Regions from separate parts of the Mus musculus genome. Here regions 1 and 3 are each linked to region 2. Evidence: chromatin loops called from intact Hi-C (ENCODE). Cell type or tissue: heart. All regions are shown on one strand. Links, peaks and the distances in the headings refer to the core of each region. The heading gives the core; the rest is flanking DNA. Region 1 holds the start of Cyb5b (cytochrome b5 type B). Region 2 holds the start of 4930517G24Rik (RIKEN cDNA 4930517G24 gene). Region 3 has its middle 38 kb from the start of Nfat5.

Evidence for each region. Peaks named below come from ENCODE experiments on the same cell type or tissue, not always from the same donor. Only the 100,000 strongest peaks of a DNase experiment are listed, where the experiment ranks them.
Region 1: it touches region 2 in a loop (3-fold over the local background); 2 of 42 quality-filtered maps call a loop at or near these places.
Region 3: a loop joins it to region 2, with 2.3 times the contacts of the local background. A loop is called at or near these places in 7 of 42 quality-filtered maps.

The regions. Positions count from the first base shown.
Region 1 is chr8:107,147,996-107,153,635 of GRCm38, reverse strand. Cyb5b (cytochrome b5 type B) reads right to left here and starts at 2,975. Exons shown (of 5, transcript NM_025558.5): 1 at 2,763-2,975. The coding sequence starts at 2,924. In heart, for the core only: no CTCF peak of the experiment used is centred there; a DNase peak (open chromatin) is centred at 3,045; H3K4me3 peaks cover 1,842 bases; H3K27ac peaks cover 1,844 bases.
Region 2 is chr8:107,202,573-107,208,212 of GRCm38, reverse strand. 4930517G24Rik (RIKEN cDNA 4930517G24 gene) reads right to left here and starts at 2,883. Exons shown (of 3, transcript NR_166499.1): 1 at 2,624-2,883. In heart, for the core only: a CTCF peak has its summit at 2,487; DNase peaks (open chromatin) are centred at 1,272, 1,872, 2,362 and 2,902; H3K27ac peaks cover 1,727 bases.
Region 3 is chr8:107,252,373-107,258,012 of GRCm38, reverse strand. No RefSeq gene overlaps it. Among named protein-coding and RNA genes, the nearest start is that of Nfat5, 38 kb to the left of the region's middle. In heart, for the core only: no CTCF peak of the experiment used is centred there; DNase peaks (open chromatin) are centred at 2,782 and 3,462; H3K27ac peaks cover 1,206 bases.

The DNA.
Region 1 (5,640 bases), core at 276-5,275, 55 kb after region 2:
GATACAATTCATTCACTTTCTGTTTGCTGTCTGCTCCCTACTCTAGATGGCACAGGTATTTACTGACTACTGTGTCCTCAGTACCTAAAACAGTAGCTGGTACCAAGCAGTGATTTGATATTCGAGTAAGCAGATGGATGAGTAAGCTTGGACGGGGTGAAAGACAATGGAACAAGTTAACTTGGAACAGGCAGCTGCAAGCTCGGCGTGGTGGTTCAAGTGTGTCCTCTCAGCACTGAGGAAGGTGACACTGGAGGATTGCCACAAATGCAGGGCCAGACTGGGCACCAAAGAGGTGGCCTAGACAACAGGTAAGACCATGTCTAAACAATAAGGACAATAATAAAAGAAATAGCTAACCACAGATAAAGATCTGTATCTCAAGTTTAAGGAAAGCCTTGCCTAGAAGATATCTCTAGCTTTATCAGAACATGGTGAAATAGGCTGGCAATGTCCCCTTATCTGGGTCCTTCCGAACCCACTATCTATGCTCAATCAATCAAGAAATTCTGGGACATGGACTGTCTATATACTATGCTTTAACAGTAAATGTATTAAAAGACAAATACCAGAAAACAAGTGTTAAGACTAGTATTTTGAAGTAATAAGATATGGGCAAAAGAAATCAAGGAATCTTCTAAGCTAGGCTCCATCACTCATCAGACAATTATATATGATCAGAATGTCACAGAAACTGTTTCTGGTATCCATATTAATATAATAGTTACGTCTATCTATGTTGCTCTCAACCAGTTATTTAAAAATGAAGCTGGGCCACCTTTAATCTCAGCACTCAAGCGGCAGAGGCAGGCAGATCTCTGTGAGTTCGAGGCCAGTCTGGTCTACATCGTGAGTTCCAGGACAGCCAGGGCTGTGTAGAAAGGCCCTGTGTCAAACAAACAAACAAACAAACAACAACAAAATGTTGGCCCAAGATTGACATTACACAGCCATAATTCTAGTGCTTGGGAGGTAGAGGAAGAAGAACCAGGAATTCTAGGTTATATAAGATCCTATCTCAAAATAACAATTGATACAGCAAACAGCTAGGCTGGGGGCATAAGGGGTTTGGTTCAGTGTTTGCCCTGTACTCATCTAAGGCCCTGGGTTCAAGCCAAAAAAACATTGTTTTAAAAGGAGGAAAAAGCCGGGCGTGGTGGCACACGCCTTTAATCCCAGCACTCGGGAGGCAGAGGCAGGCGGATTTCTGAGTTCGAGGCCAGCCTGGTCTACAGAGTGAGTTCCAGGACAGCCAGGGCTACACAGAGAAACCCTGTCTCGATAAACCAAAAAAAAAAAAAAAAAAAAAGAGAGAGAGAGAGAGAGAGAGAGAGAGAGAGAGAGAGAGAGAGAGAGAAAACAAGAACTGGAGAAATGGCTCAGTGGTTAAGAACACTGACTGTTCTTCCAAAGGTTCTGAGTTCAAATCCCAGCAACCACATGGTAGCTCACATCAGATGCTCTCTTCTGGTGCGTCTGAAAACAGCTACAGTGTACTTACACATAATAAATAAATGCATAAATCTTTAAAAAAAAAAAAAGAATCTTTAGGCTGGGCAGTGGTGGCGCCTTTAATCCCAGCACTTGGGAGGCAGAGGCAGGCAAATTTCTGAGTTTGAGGCCAGCCTGGTCTACAGAGTGAGTTCCAGGACAGCCAGGGCTACACAGAGAAACCCTGTCTTGGAAAAAAAAAAAAAAAAAGATTGACAGTCAGCAAAGGAACAAGAGAGTAACATCTTAGTGGGGTGAAATGTTCTTTTTCCTTACTGTAGTGACTACATGGTCAAATACACTTGTCAAACCCCAGCTAGAGGTGTAATATAGTTGACAGTGTTTGCCTAATAAGCATGAGCGATCTGATCCCTAGAAAGGCATATACAGGAAGATTAGAAGTTCAAGGTCTACAGAGACTATGTAATAAGCTGAAAAACGCCCTGTCACAAAGAGGAAAATTATCTGTGGCCCAACAGTCTCAAAGAGATCTTGAGTAATAAGATTTGATTTGAAGCACTAACAAAAGGGTTGAAAGCCAGGTGTTGGTGGCCCACACATTTAACCCCAGCGTTCAGAAGGCAGAGGCAGAAGGATCCCTGAGTTCGAAGCCAGCCTGCTCTACATAAAAGTTCCACGGACACACACACACACACACACACACCCCACACACTCTACTGCCTAACCAGGAACAGGGGTGGGAGGAATCTCAGCTCACTGGATAAGAGCACATGTGCACATGTTCTGTTTTCTCGGAAGATCCAGTACCCAACACCCACATCAGGAGGCTCACAACCTCCTCTTATCCAGCTCCTGGGGTTCTGACCTCTGGCACCAAACGCAGATGCAGATGCCCCCACCCCCACCCCCACCCCCCCCACATACAAAATTTAATTGTTTTTACTTTTTAAAAAAACTGCCTTCTCCTCTAGAAAATAAAAGCCCCCCAAAGCACTGCTTTCTAAGGCATACTTCCTGGAAAGGAGCAGTTCTGAACTGGGCTCGATTAGGTCGTTAAGTGTGTGCCCTTGAGAGCTCCCGGCCTCCGTGAGCCTCAGTTTCTCTTTATGGGAAACGGGTTGATGGCCTGGCGTGTGATCTAGCATCCTGCAAGTGCTCCATGCATTGAGAAACGCACGTTGTCAGTCGAGGCTGAGACTGCAGCCCCTCCGAGGGTCACGGTTCCTTCCGGGCGCCGGACAGCCACGCGTGGCCTCTCCCCACCCCCACCCCGGCAGCGCGCGGAGGCCTCCCGCCTCCCCGGCCCGCACCTCGCTGAGGAAGCGGGTGATATCGTAGACTCGCCCGTGGATCACCATCCACGTCTCTTCCGCCGAGTTTCGCTTCGCCACCTCCTCCAGCCGGTAGTAGGTGACGGAGGGCTCGGAGCCCTCGACCTTCTCGCCACTGCCGCTGGCCTCCGGGGTCGCCATGGGATCCGAAGCCCTCTCCGCCGCTATCTGGGCTTCCACCGCTAACTTCCTTGACTTGCCGGCCCGCGCTGGGTCCTCCTCGGCTTCCGTAACCGGGTAAACCTGGTCCGACGTCCGACTGGCCAATCGGCGTCGACCAGCCCCTCCAACCTTGCCAATCAGATATCGTGATTTTGGACCAGCGCCTAAACGTGGCCGGGTGACAAGTGTCACCACAGGAGAGCATTCTCTCTGCTCGGCCCATGGGCAGGCCCGGCCCTAAAAGAAAAGAGCCGGTTTCCAGCGTCTCTTTTCCCTTCCTGCCACCCTGGGTCCCCGAATGAACGGACCCGCATTTTCCCTTGATCTTCCCATCCAGAATTGCAGCCCCCGGGGTTACAAGCTTTGCTGTCCCCCAGACTGGTTCCCTTTAGGCTCCAAAAGGCTCAACAATTAAAATGGGTGTGGTGACCTCTACCTTCCTTGCCCAGAGGTTTGGGATGTGTGTTAAAGAGAGTGTGCTAAGAGAGGCGTGAGCCCAGCAATCCACTGTGTAAATCACAAGTGGCGTTGGACTCCATGGCTCTTAGGTACAAGGCCTTAGGACAGCAGTTGGGGCAAGGGTAGATGTCCTAAGTTTCTTCCACTACTGACAAAACAATCTCTAACTGAATTCTTCAGTGATCAGGGCTCATCTACACTGTTTTAGTTTCTAAATGGCCTAAAATAGGATTTACTTCAAATGACCCTTGCTAAAAGTCTAGGTAATTTGGAATTCTAAGTTAATGTGCAAGGTTGCGAGCCTTTCTCTTTAATTGCGGTGAAAACTAAGAGGCTGATCATCCTAAAATGTTTCACGGTGTTACTTCACAACCTAGCACTCATGACTCTGTAAACTATTTGCAACCTCTTTCACTAATATTTTATTGTTTGTTTGTTTGTTTAGAAATGTATCAGTATGTAAGCCTGGTTGTCCTGGAACTCAGAGGCCTCTGCCTCCCATGTGCTGGCTTAAAAGGACACCACCATGTCTACTTTCCATAACCTAAGTTCCTAATTACACAAACTATGTACTGTAGTTTGCTCTGATGGCTCTCATAAATACTGACCAAAACCAGCTGGAGAAGTAGAAGGTTTATTATGCTTGCAGGTTATAAGCCATTGTCTTAGTCAGGGTTTCTATTCTATGCACAAACATCATGACCATGAAGCAAGTTGGGGAGGAAAGGGTTTATTCAGCTTACACTTCCACATTGCTGTTCATCACCAAGGAAGTCAGGACTGGAACTCAAGCAGGTTAGGAAGCAGGAGCTGATGCAGAGGCCATGGAGGGATGTTCTTTATAGGCTTGCTTCCCCTGGCTTGCTCAGCCTGCACTTTTATAGAACCACAACTACCAGCCCAGGGATGGCACCACCCACAATGGGCCCTCTCCACTTGATCACTAATTGAGAAAATGCCTTACAGCCGGATCTCATGGAGGCATTTCCCCAACTGAAGCTCCTTTCTCTGTGATAACTCCAGCCTGCATCAAATTGACACACAAAACCAGCCAGCACAGGGGAAAGGCACCACAGTAGAGACTCAGAGCACTTGCTGAGCAAAAGTGACGACTTAACCATTCCCTCCCTCGGCAGTAAAAGCCCGGCAGGCCTTCCTATGCCTGTAATTCTAGTTCTGGGGTGGTGGTGGAGGAAGGCAGCTCCTGAGAGCTTGCTGGCCATCTGGTAGAGCTGAAAACAGCAAGCCCCAAGTTCAGGGAGAGACTTTCTTTCAGGGAACCTGAAGAGGAATGACAGATGAAGACACGTGACCACTCCTCCAGCTTCCTTGTGCATGTAGGAGTGAGCACACAGATTTGTAAACTGCATATCCCTACAAAACAGTGAAAATGAAACACAGAGCAAAGAGCTTGCTTCTTGTATCGCCATTCTCCCACAGACCCTATTATAAAATTTGTGAGGCAGTAAGATTTCCAAAAAAAAAATCCAGAAAGTTATACGTGGTTGAATTTAGGGCTTATGGAAAATCTGCATCAGCTCCACCTTTAAAAAGTACATTTACGGCCCCTAATGGAGGAGCTAGAGAAAGTACCCAAGGAGCTAAAGGGAACTGCAACCCTATAGGTGGAACAACAATATGAACTAACCAGTACCCGGGAGCTCTTGTCTTTAGCTGCATATGTATCAAAAGATGGCCTAGTCGGCCATCACTGCAAAGAGAGGCCCATTGGACTTGCAAACTTTATATGCCCCAGTACATGGGAATGCCAGGGCCAAAAAGGGGGAGTGGGTGGGTAGGGGATTGGGGGGGTATGGGGGACCTTTGGGATAGCATTGAAAATGTAAATGAGGAAAATACCTAATTAAAAAAAAAGTACATTGACTTGCTTATGGGGGTGGGGAGGGGTCCCTATAGAGGTCAGAGGAGAACCTGTAGTGGTCAGTTCTCTCCTTCTACCATGTAAAATCCAAAGATCAAACTCAAAGCATCAAGCTTTAGCATTTTTATAAGCTGAGCCATTTCTCTGGCCCCTAATGTGTGTGTGTGTGTGTGTGTTGTTGTTGTTGTTGTTGTTGTTGTTGGGCTCAAAACAAAGGAAAAAAAATCCAAAGAAACCAGTTCTCCTCCAAAAGAAATAAAAAGATAGACTCATAAACAGGCACACACTACGTGTGGCCCCGCCTCTGTGTGTATACATGTGAATGTGCATGTACATGTGTGTGCGTATGTAATT
Region 2 (5,640 bases), core at 171-5,170:
CTCTATGCTCCTCTGTCACAGTGTAATAAAAACCCAACTTCCACTTCCTTGAAAGGCTTATATAGGATGTGATCCTATAGGATGTGTGCCATCTCCCGTCTTCCCATTCCTCACTCTGTCCAAGTCTACTGTTTCTCTGTTCCTTAAGCAGGTCAACCATTCAAGTCTCAGAGCCTTCGCAATAGCTGTCCCCTCAGCCTGAAGTCCTCCAAGTGGCTACTATCTTTTGAATACTGTAGCCTCGGCTCACCAATGGGGGATAGGTTGCAAGATCCGCAGAGGGAGTCTAAAGCATCAGACAGCACCAAATCCTATGTGTGTTTTTCCTATCTCTCCATAGGAATAATTTACAAAGAGACTGATAATAACCATTAATAAGATCGAACAAATGTCACAGTATACTGTGATCAAAGCTGCAGAACGGTGGGCTCCCTCAGAATGGCTGCCAAGGGATCAGCAGGTAGGTGGCACAGCCACACAGCATGGGCACACTGTGTGGGAGCATGGGCCATGAGCTGGCATTGTGTGACATTTTTTTCATGTTCCTCAGAATAATACCCAATGCAAACATTGTAAGTTGTCTATTCCTAGAATGTTATGTTGCATTTCTTTCACAGCCGACCTTTAACTGGCTACAGAAAGTGAGGTGGAGAGCGGGCAGGTAAGTGAGCCGGAAAGCAGGTCTCTGTCCCAGTTGTGAATTCTCAGAGACCTTTCTCATCACGTCCCTACCACGGCAACCCTGGTCATTCCACACTACATTACTTTCATCTTTGTATTTTCTACTTTCTACAATTACCAGTGTTTGGGTGTCTGTCTCATCACCACATGCCTCCAGGTGCCAAGAACACAGCCTGGTGCACAGCAGGTACACAGCCCTGTCTGTTAATTGACCTACCCCTTCATCTTGCCATGGAAGCAAAACCTGATGACGTCAAGGTCAAAGTCTCTGTTCATATTAGAGTGTCTAATATGTGAGTGTCTAGACAGTCCTTTTTATTTTTGGCATTTTTGGCAAAGTGACTTTCTGCTGGAATTTAACAAAACCAGACAACGCCTGTCTCCCTAGAACCTGCTCCTTGGAAATAGGGCCACCTCTCCTTGAAGCTACAGAGACTCTGGTTGCCCGGCTTCTGTGTAATAGAGAGACAGAGATAAGACAAAGAGCTTACAAATCCCTCTGGAATAGCCTGATGCCTGAAAGAGAGGCGTGGTGCGGTCCTGGAGCCTTCACCCAGAGGCAGCCTTAGCTAGAAACGTGCCTAGACACATGGACTGATTCAGACAGGAGCCAAGCAGGGCGCACTGACCCAACCAGTGCTAGGAATCTTAAAAACCAGACTGAAGGAAATCTAGGGTAGAATATAGGGGGACAGGAAGGGCCTTTCCTTATTTTCCTTAACCCAACAGTTTCTCATTTTTGTCCCCAAACTGGGACAGAATTCAGGGCCTTGAACCTGTTGAGCTACGCACTCCTGGCCTCTACAAAGAGTCCTAACCCACTAGGAGTTAAATGCTCCGATTGAGGCGCAGAGGGGAGAGAGAAGAGGTGACCCCTCTTCTCAATCAAGGTTGTAATAACATCTGTGCCCCAAAAGGTTAAGAACGTGGTTGTGGAAGGCACATAATTAGGCTAACTAGTCACCATCCTAAACATGACCCAAAACTGCCACAGTCACGAGAAAGGAAAAGTGTTCCACCATCCAAAGAAAACAAAGCTACTTCCAACAGGAATTGGCTGTCATAGTCTCTGCACTCGGAAAAAAAAAAAAAAAATCAACAGAGTATCCGCCCAGCCTGCCCAAGGCCCATCCCTTCCATCCCTTAAGCACAGGTCTCCAGGGAAGGCAGTGTTCCTTTGTTTTCCAGTCTGTGGGCAACTGGCTGGGCGTGGAGCCAGAGGTGAGGGACCTGTGTGGAAGAGAATCCTGCAGGGTGCTGAGCCTTGCAGGCTAGAAGCTGCCCACGGGTGGGCTCGGGCTTTGCCTGGACAGAGATACCCAAGAGCCCACAGAACAGGGGGGACAATGCGTCTGCTGCAGAGGCAGCGCCCTGGCCTGCTTTCTTCCCGCAGCTCCTGCCAGGGATCTGGGCAGCATTCCTGCCCCCGCGTTCCATCCAGCACCGCAGTCTTACTCATGGGCCTTGGTGCTTTTAGAAGTCGTTTGGGGACCTTTCAAAATTGGCACGGCCATGTTTTCTCCCTGGGGGCCCCCCTCAGCTTTCAGAAGCTGCTCTGCTACGTTGGTATACAGGGACACTCCCTTCCTCTGACCCTTCTTGGCTTTGGAAGAGGAGGACCTGGGAGGTGGCAGATGTCCCAATAAAGGCTGGAAGGAGCCCCGTGAGTGCTCGGGCGGTTGAGCCAGAGAGCTGCGCCAGCACTCGGGGTAACCTCCGGGGAGGGCGCAGTCCACACACATCCTGGCTTCCAAGAGCAGGCCTTGGGTGTCTGCCCATTATCAGACTCTCCGGCTCAACCCTAGGCTTTGAGCCCCAGAGGGGTGTCCCTCAGCGTGGAGTTGTCCTTCTGTACTTGCATTAATACACCCCCAGGGGTGCTTAGTATCCATTTCCAAGCTTCCCCATGGTCATGAAGGGCACCTTCATCACCAGGACTCACCCCAACTTACTGTGCACCGCTTAATTGGAAGGACATCTAGACGCCATGTCCAAAAGTGCACACACTCATTCCTTTCGTTAAAGTCGGCCTCTTTCAGGATCCTATTCTGTCTTCACACCCAGTGTGAAGTCACGAGGGGCTGGGACGATACACAGTCTCTTTCTTCTTCACAGGGGCTTGGCAGCCTTCTCTTCTCCACTGTAGACCTCGGGGAGTGCTTGAATGGGGCCAATGCCAACTGCCTCTGTAGATGTCAGACTCACGCATGCGCACTGTGCACTGAAGGCCCCCATTGCCTAAGCCCCTGTCCCACTGGCTGACAGGTGGGTGCCCTGATGGGTGTCCACACAGAGGAGAGGCTGAGCGGAGGACAGGATGCAGTAGGGAGCTTGCTCAATGTGGAAGCCCCCTTTGGAAGCCCTCCTCCACAGTTCTTCCTGGAGATCGCTCACACCTTGCCCCTACACCCCTTTTCAGATCAGGATAGTATTGGCTGCCCCTCCACCGACCCTGAACTGCTTCATTATGACTTGAGACAAATTTTCCCTAGACCCTCCCTACACTCTGCACTTGGTACCATCATTAAACTGCCCTTGGGGCGATCCAGTTGTTGCTTTCCAGGACCAATTCCGGGCTGGCCTGTCTTAGGTACTCCACACCCTGCTTTGAATAGGTGATTTTTTTTTTTTTTTTTACTTTAGTGCAGTACTTGCAGGGGAGTTGAATCCAGGGTCCTGAGCATCCCAGGTAAGCTCCTGTTGTCACTGAGCTATATCCCAGTCTCGAAGCATGAACGACAGAGAAGGATGGTTGAGCCCGGAGAGATGTGATGGCTCACCTATTGAGACGGCTTTTTGTAACTCCAGCACCAGGAGACCCAACACTCTCTTCTAGCCTCCTCAGGCACCCACACATGTGGGCATACCAGCACACAGACAACATACACAAAATTAAAATAGCTTTGAAAAGGAGAATGCTATCCCGGCATGGTGGTAGACAACTTTAACCCCAGCACTCAGGAGACAGAGGCAAGCAGCTCTCTGTGAGTTCAAGGCCAGCCTGGTCTAGAAAATGAGTTCTAAGACAGGCAGGGCCACATAGACAGACACTGTCTAAAAATAAAGTGTTGTGCTTCTATTCATATATCATAAAATTCACCCTTTTAAGAATACACTGTAGGAGCTGGGCATGGTGGCACACACCTTTAATCCCAGCACTTGGGAGGCAGAGGCAGGTGGATTTCTGAGTTCGAGGCCAGCCTGGTCTACAGAGTGAGTTCCAGGACAGCCAGGGATATACAGAGAAACCCTGTCTCGAAAAGCCAAAAAAAAAAAAAAAGGCCCTACAGTGTAGGGCCTTTGCTATACTTAAACAGCCATGACCACTAACTGAAGCCTTCATCCCCCTATATTCACAAGCAGTCCCTAGCAACATGACCCTTCCATCCCTGTCAAGTCCAATTTGTCCCAATCTGTGTCTGAACTTGACTATTCTGGACATGTCACATAAGTCGGATCATATTGTATGTGATTTTTTTGGTGTCTGGTTTTTCTTTCATTTAATGTCATGCTTTCAAAACTCATCCATGTATCAGTAACTCCTTAATTCTTACTGCTGAATAGTTTTCCATCATGCACATGTCCATGTGTGCACGTACATGCACACGTGTACACACACTGCATTTCATCTCTGGATACTTGAAAAGGCTACGGTGGGTATTTTATATACTTTATATGAACATCTATTTTCTTCTTTATTTTTTTTTATTCTATGTGTATGAGGTTTTTGCCTGCATGTGTGTATGTGTACCATGATCATGCTTGAGCTCCATATAGTTGTAAGCCCGCATGTAGACGCTGGAAATTGAACCTGGGTTCTCTATAAGAGCTTTAAAGTGCTGAACCATCTCTCCAGCCTCCTCGCACCCACCCCACACTGTTATTTTGAGTCAGAATCTTGCCATATACTCTAGGCTAGCCTCTAATTCATGATCCTCCTGCCTCAGCCTCCTGAGCAGTGGAGTTACAAATATATGACACTAGGCCTTGCTGAACATGTTCTCAGTACTCACGGCACATACGGAGGAGGGGAAATTGCTGGGTCACATGATCTCTCTTTGGTCATTGTTTTCAGGAAGAACCCTGTATTTTAGGTTTCTGTGTTTCCCACATCATACATAGTGTGTTCTTTCCCATGTGGCCACAGGTATTGACATCTGCATGGTGCAGTACCCATACAGATCAGGGCATGGAACAAAGGACATCTTGACAACTGCAGATCTGCCTTTAGATACACATCAGCTGATCAGACTACACAAAGGAAAACACTCATAGTAGGGCTGGGGAGATGGCTCAGTGGTTACGAAGCACTGACTGCTCTTCCAGAGGTCCTGAGTTCAATTCCCAGCAACCACATGGTAGCTCACAACCATCTGTAATGGGATCTGATGCCCTTTTCTGGTGTGTCTGAAGACAGCTATAGTGTATTTATGAATACAAATAGTGTATTCATAAACATAAAATAAATAAGCCTTTAAAAAAAGAAAGAAAAGAAAAAAAGAAAATGTTCACAGTACCATTGCTGGTTTAAAAATTGGAAACAATCCACTGTTCATTGAACATAGATTGCATAAATACCTTGTGGACTGTCCAGCAAAGAAAACTAAACGAACTGTCGCTATTCGGAAGAGCCCAGGGGGACCTCACGTAGTGTTGAAAGAACCAAATCCCAAAAGAATACGTAAGGGGTGATTTCATTCACGTTAACTTCCAAAACAAAGGAAACAGAATCATGTGGCTTAAGGTTATATGTGTAGGTGGAAAAACTATTAAAATGATTCTAAGGGGAAAAAAAAAAAAACCCAGGATATTGGTTGTCTCTGGCAGCAAGAGGGAAACTCGTGTCAGGGAAGGGCACAGGAAACATCCGTAGATCACAGCCAGTGCTCTTTGAATAATCACAGCTGGATAACACTTGCCTATTTCTTTTCTGTTCCGAAGTTTGATTTGATACTTCAA
Region 3 (5,640 bases), core at 382-5,381, 50 kb before region 2:
GTTAGTGAGTTCCAGGAGAGCCAGGGCAGAGAAACTCTGTCTGGTGGGGGGTGGGGAGAGAGAGGGAGAGGGAGAGGGGGAGGGGGAGGGGGAGGGGGAGGGGGAGGGGGAGGGAGAGGGAGAGGGAGAGGGAGAGGGAGAAGGAGGAAGAAGAGAATAGGGAGGGGGGAGGGAGGGGGGAGTGAGGGAGGAAGGCTATCTGGCTTCAATACTAGGTGTGCTGGTCCTGATGATTTCTTAGGGACTCTTTCTTGGAAGTCTGAGAGAAGCAACCTATCAAGGAAAATATTTATCAGAAGAGAAGAACTGTGGCCCAGGAGCCACGTGGCTACAGAGCGAAAAGCTTCACCTGTGTGATTGTGGAGGTTGTTAGGCAAAATTATGGAGCAAGTCCCAATTTCCTGAGTCTCCTACTGCAGAAGTTAATTTGTAGAGTGTTTTCTTGGCATTTCTTGGCTCCTCTCCCTGCCTCCCTACAGAAGGAGACCATATGGTAAAAATGAAAACCTTAGAGGCTAAAATCAGATCTGGATTGAGTCCCAACTTTGCAAGAATTAATTTTTCTCCCCCATTTCAGACAGGGTCTCGTGTATCCCAGGCTGGCCTTGTACTCGATGTGTAGCCAGAGCAACCTTGATCTTCTGTTTCTACCTCGGGGGCTGGGGTTATAGGCACACCTCTCCACGCCTGGCTTTATGCAGTGCTAGCAATGGAAGCCAGGGCTTCGTGCACACTAGCCTACCAGCTGAACTACATCCCTAGCCCAAGAATTCAAAGTCTTTCTCCTTAACCTAGAGCTTCGGCTTCTACATCTGAGGAACAGGGAATGGCAAGATTACACTCTGTCCCTGAGAGAGGTGTTTGAATACAATTGGCTCCCTGTAGAGCAGTGGTGACCCTCAACCTGTGGGTCACAACCCCTTTGGGGTTGCCTAAAACCACCAGAAAACACAGATATTTGCTTTATGATTTAGAACAGCAGCAAAATTATTGATATGAAGTAGTAATGAGGATAATTTTATGGGGGGGCGGGCACGGGGTCACCACACCGTGAGGAGCAGTATTAGGATGGAGGCATCAGGAAGTTTGAGAGCCACTGCTCTAAAGGCTCAAGTTTGACTTATACATTTTTACTGGTGTTTTTTTTTTTTCATTCACAATGCACCATGAAATGAAAAGAGGGGTTATGAAGAAGTGTGCATTATGTATATCCAATTTTTGTTCAATATTACACGAAGTAGCCAGCACATATCCTTGAGCAGGGAAACACACAGAAAACACCCAACAGAAGCCAACTACATTGCCTTTGAAGTCAGACAGATTATGCACGTTTCTGTAGAGCTTTGTGGGGGTGGGGTGGCAGGGGTAGCAAGGTCTCATGTAGCCCACACTGGCCTAGATCTCACTCTGGAGCTAAGGATAACCTTGACCTCCTGCATCCAGTCTCTCCTGTCCCCACTTCCCCAGGGATGGAATCAGAGGCGCTCACAATCACATTGGATGCCACTGTAGCTCCTGAAAGCTATCTTTCCCAAAGGGCATTTTATGACACATACCTAGGCTTTAACTCAAGCAAGAACTAAAGGGAGATAGAAAACATGAAATGACTTGTACCATCTGCCAGGGTACCACCAGCCCGTGTTGCTATTGAGCATCTGACATTTCTTCTACCTAAGATATACAAACAAGGAAGTATATCACTGAACATTTTATATTGATTGATTGTAATACGGTGAAAAAATTGGGATATATTGCTCTACACAAAATACTAAGTGCATGTGTTTCTTTTTCTTTGCTTTCTTCTTTTTGTTTTCTTTTGAGACAAGGTCTCACCATGTAACTCTGGCTAGCCTGAAACTCAATGTGTAGACCAGGTTGACCTTGAACTCACAGATCTGCCTGACTCTGCCTCTGAAGAACTGAGACTGGCTTGTGTGCCCTGACTGTCTAGTTGGCGTTTTCTTTAACCACGAGCTTACTGTGAAGCACTTTTAATTACATGTGTGGCTCACAACTGTTGCTTTGTTCATCCTTTAAAAAAAAAAATACAAGGTGTCCTATAGCCCAGCCTAGCCCTGAACTCACTATATATCTAAGGATGACCTTGAAGTTCCAATCCACTCCCCAATCCTGTCTCTACTTTCCAAGTTCACATCTGTTGCATAGTATTTATACAGACAATATAAACTTGGCTGAGATGAAATGTGAGTGAAAAAAAATTAAGTGGAAAAATACTAAGGCAAATCCTATGATTGAGTCTGGATAACAGAATTATGGGTGAGTTTTTCAGTTTCTTGACACTCTTCTGTGCCTTCCCACTGTCCTGTGGGGTACAGATATCCATGTGATAATCCAGAAGAGGACAAAAGAGTTCCAAGGTCCCTGTAACTGCCCCCCCCCCATCAAAAGCTGTCCTTTCTTCTAAAGACTGGATCTTAGTCTATTTATTTTCTGAATTCAAATTTGAAGGTTTCAACTGATTGAGCTCTCCTTTGAAACTGAACATGGAGGGTACAGGGTGATGCCCTGATTCCCTCTCCCTGTAGGGCAGGGATATCTTCTCCCCAGAGAGCGAACCTGGGAGAAGCAGCCCTGGCTCAGAGCATCCCTGGGCAAGGAAGTGAGTCACCGTGTGAGTCAGACCCACCACCCTGTTTTCATTCTTGGTATTGTTCCATATGGCTGCTCCTCTCCGTCACCTTTCTCCTCTGAACCACATGCGTGGCCTTGTGGTGGCCCCTGCACACCTTGTAGAGGAAGACTCCTGGGGGCTGGCCGTGTAAAGTTCACTCTCCGCGGCGCCACCTTCGACTATCCGGATGCTCTCCTCTCTGCTCCCATGAGTCATAGGGTTTATCAGCAATCCCATTTCACAAAGGGGGAAAAACAGACTCCCAGAGGCTAAACACTCAGACCAGAGCTCACAGCAAAGAAGCAGCTGACACTTAAACTCAGGCCTAGCCTCAGACGCAGCTGGACTCTCCTGGTTTCTGTTTCCTGGAGCTCTCTCATCTAGGTCTGGCCCAGACTAGAATACTAAGAAACAGACTGTCTGCCATGCTTCGTCACCTTATATTCATCTGTCCAGGGTCTTCTTCTAGGCTTCTTGATCTCTCACAAAATGTGTTTTTGAGATAGAGCCTCTAAGAGCCTTATATCTGGGGCTAGGGGTGTAGTTCAATCGGCAGAGCATTTGCCTGGCATGTATTAGACTCTGACAGACATTTACACTAACCTGTGAATTTAGGTCTATCTTATCTCCCTGAGGAAGGACCTGCAGGTAAAGTTCTTCCCTGTTGTAGCGTGAGAGATTAAAAGGAATTTCTGCCATTGAGAAACAAACAGGGGAGAAAGAGTGTCTTACTTCTGCCCCCTCTAGAACCAGGCTGCAAGCCACTCTTGGCCTTTTCCCTGGGAGCCCAGACTTGCTTTCAGTTTATCAGCTAAGGTGGGTGGAGCCAGGACGGAGTAAGCAGATGCTTACTTGGTGTGGCTGCCCTAAGAATGCCACCCCCTCACAGATGCCACCACCCCAGAGTCTCGCCTAGGGATTAAACACCCCCCTTTCATTTTAAGCATGCTTGTTCTTTTGGTAATACAATGTTTTATACATCATACAGTCATATGAATCAAAAGTGACATACGTTACACACACATGCACTAACTGAAAAATAGCTCCTTCCAAGTTTTTTTCATATCCAATTCCTACCCTACCTCTAGTCTCCACTCGTAGGTATGTTTTAAGTTTGTGTGTGTATGTGTGTGTGTGTGTGTGTGTGTGTGTGTGATTACACACACACACGTACCCACCACAATTCTTTTCTTTTGAATTTACTTTTTTATTTTACTTTATGTTTTAAACGTGTCTGTGTAAGAGCAGGTGCATATGAACGTGGGTAGCTGTGGAGGCCAGAACAGCCTGTCAGACCATGTGGTGCGGCAGCTACAGGTGGTCGTGTGCTGCCCAGTGTAGATTCTGAGAAGCAAACTCCAGTCCTCTATAAGAGGAGCAAAGCTCTCTTAACTGCAATGCCACATATCCAGCCTCTACCGCATCTCTTTTAAAAATCAAAGCTCTGGGGTACTTTGTAAAGGCTAAAATGCTGCTATAAACTCCTGTTGTTAAAAACTCCAGTACAAAGGCATCTATAAGTATTTTGTTTGTTTGGGGTTTTTTGTTTTGTTTTGTTTTTTGTTTTTTCGAGACAGGGTTTCTCTGTATAGCCCTGGCTGTCCTGGAACTCACTCTGTAGACCAGGCTGTCCTCGAACTCAGAAATCTGCCTGCCTCTGCCTCTGCCTCTCAAGTGCTGGGATTAAAGGTGTGCGCCACCACGCCTGGCTTAGTATATATATATTTTTAAATAAAAACATCTTTAGTTTCTGTGTTTTCCTTTTCCTTTGGGATGTGTGTGTGTGTGTGTGTGTGTGTGTGTGTGTGTGTGTGTGTGTTTGAGTCTCACTTCTAGCCCTGACTAGCCTGGAACTCAGTGTGTGAATCTTTAGTCCCCACATTTAGGGAGGCAGAGCCAGATGAACTCTGCAAGTTCGAGGTCAGCCCAGCCTATGTAGTGATTTCTAGGCCAGCTAGAGAAACCCTGTCTAAAGAAAACAAAAACCAAGCTGTAGGGAATAAGCCAGGAAACAGTGCTCTCCCGTGGCCTCTGCGTCAGTTCCTACCTGTAGCAGGAAGTCCTGCCTTGGCTTTCTGCCCTGTTGTGCCGTTAGCTGTAAGATGAAATAAACCCTTCCCGCCCAAGCTGCTTTCAGTCAATGTTTTATCACAGTAATAGAAATCAAACTAGGATGGCTATGCATATCTGTAATCCCAGCACTTGAAAGGTTGAGGAAGATCATTAATTCGAGGTTAGCCTGAACTACATAGAAAGACCTGGTCTCAAAAAAATTATATATATATATATATTTGATTCTTTTAAAAATTTATTTATTTAATTTTAGGTTTATTTATTTTTTTCATACATATACATATACACACACACACAAACACAATTGGTTTGTATATGCATTACATGTGTACCTGGTGTCCATAGAAATATCAGATCCCCCAAGAACTGGAGTTAAGCATGGTTTTGAGTCATGCTGTGTGTGACGAGAACCACACTCGGGTCCTCTGAAAGAACAAGTGCTCTTAACTGCTGAGCCATCTCTTCAGCCTCCCTTTCTTTTTAATGGCGTCTTATGTATCCCAGGCTGATCTCAACCTTGATATACAGCCAAGGATGACTGTCTGGCTCTACTTTGGAAGAGCGAGGCTCTGGGTATGTACCACACCTGGTTTGATGCTGTGCTGGGCTTAGCACCCAGGTCTTCATATACATGCTAGGAAAGCACCCTGCCAACTGAGCTACATCCCAGCCCAAAACTTGGCTTTTTGTTTTGAGCTAAGACTCTTTCTCTATATCCCATGCTGACCCCTAACTCATTGTAATCCTCCTGCTCCGGCCTCCCAAGTGATAGGATTGTGGGTGCTACCAAACTAGGCAGATGATGTCCTTTAAATGTGGACGAACGGCACATTTACTTAGTGCAAACCCTACGTCCTTGGGGAGCTGAGAAAGGAAGACCCTATACTCAGAGCATACATGGATTGATTGCCAGCAAGGACTCTTCTGCCGGTGGG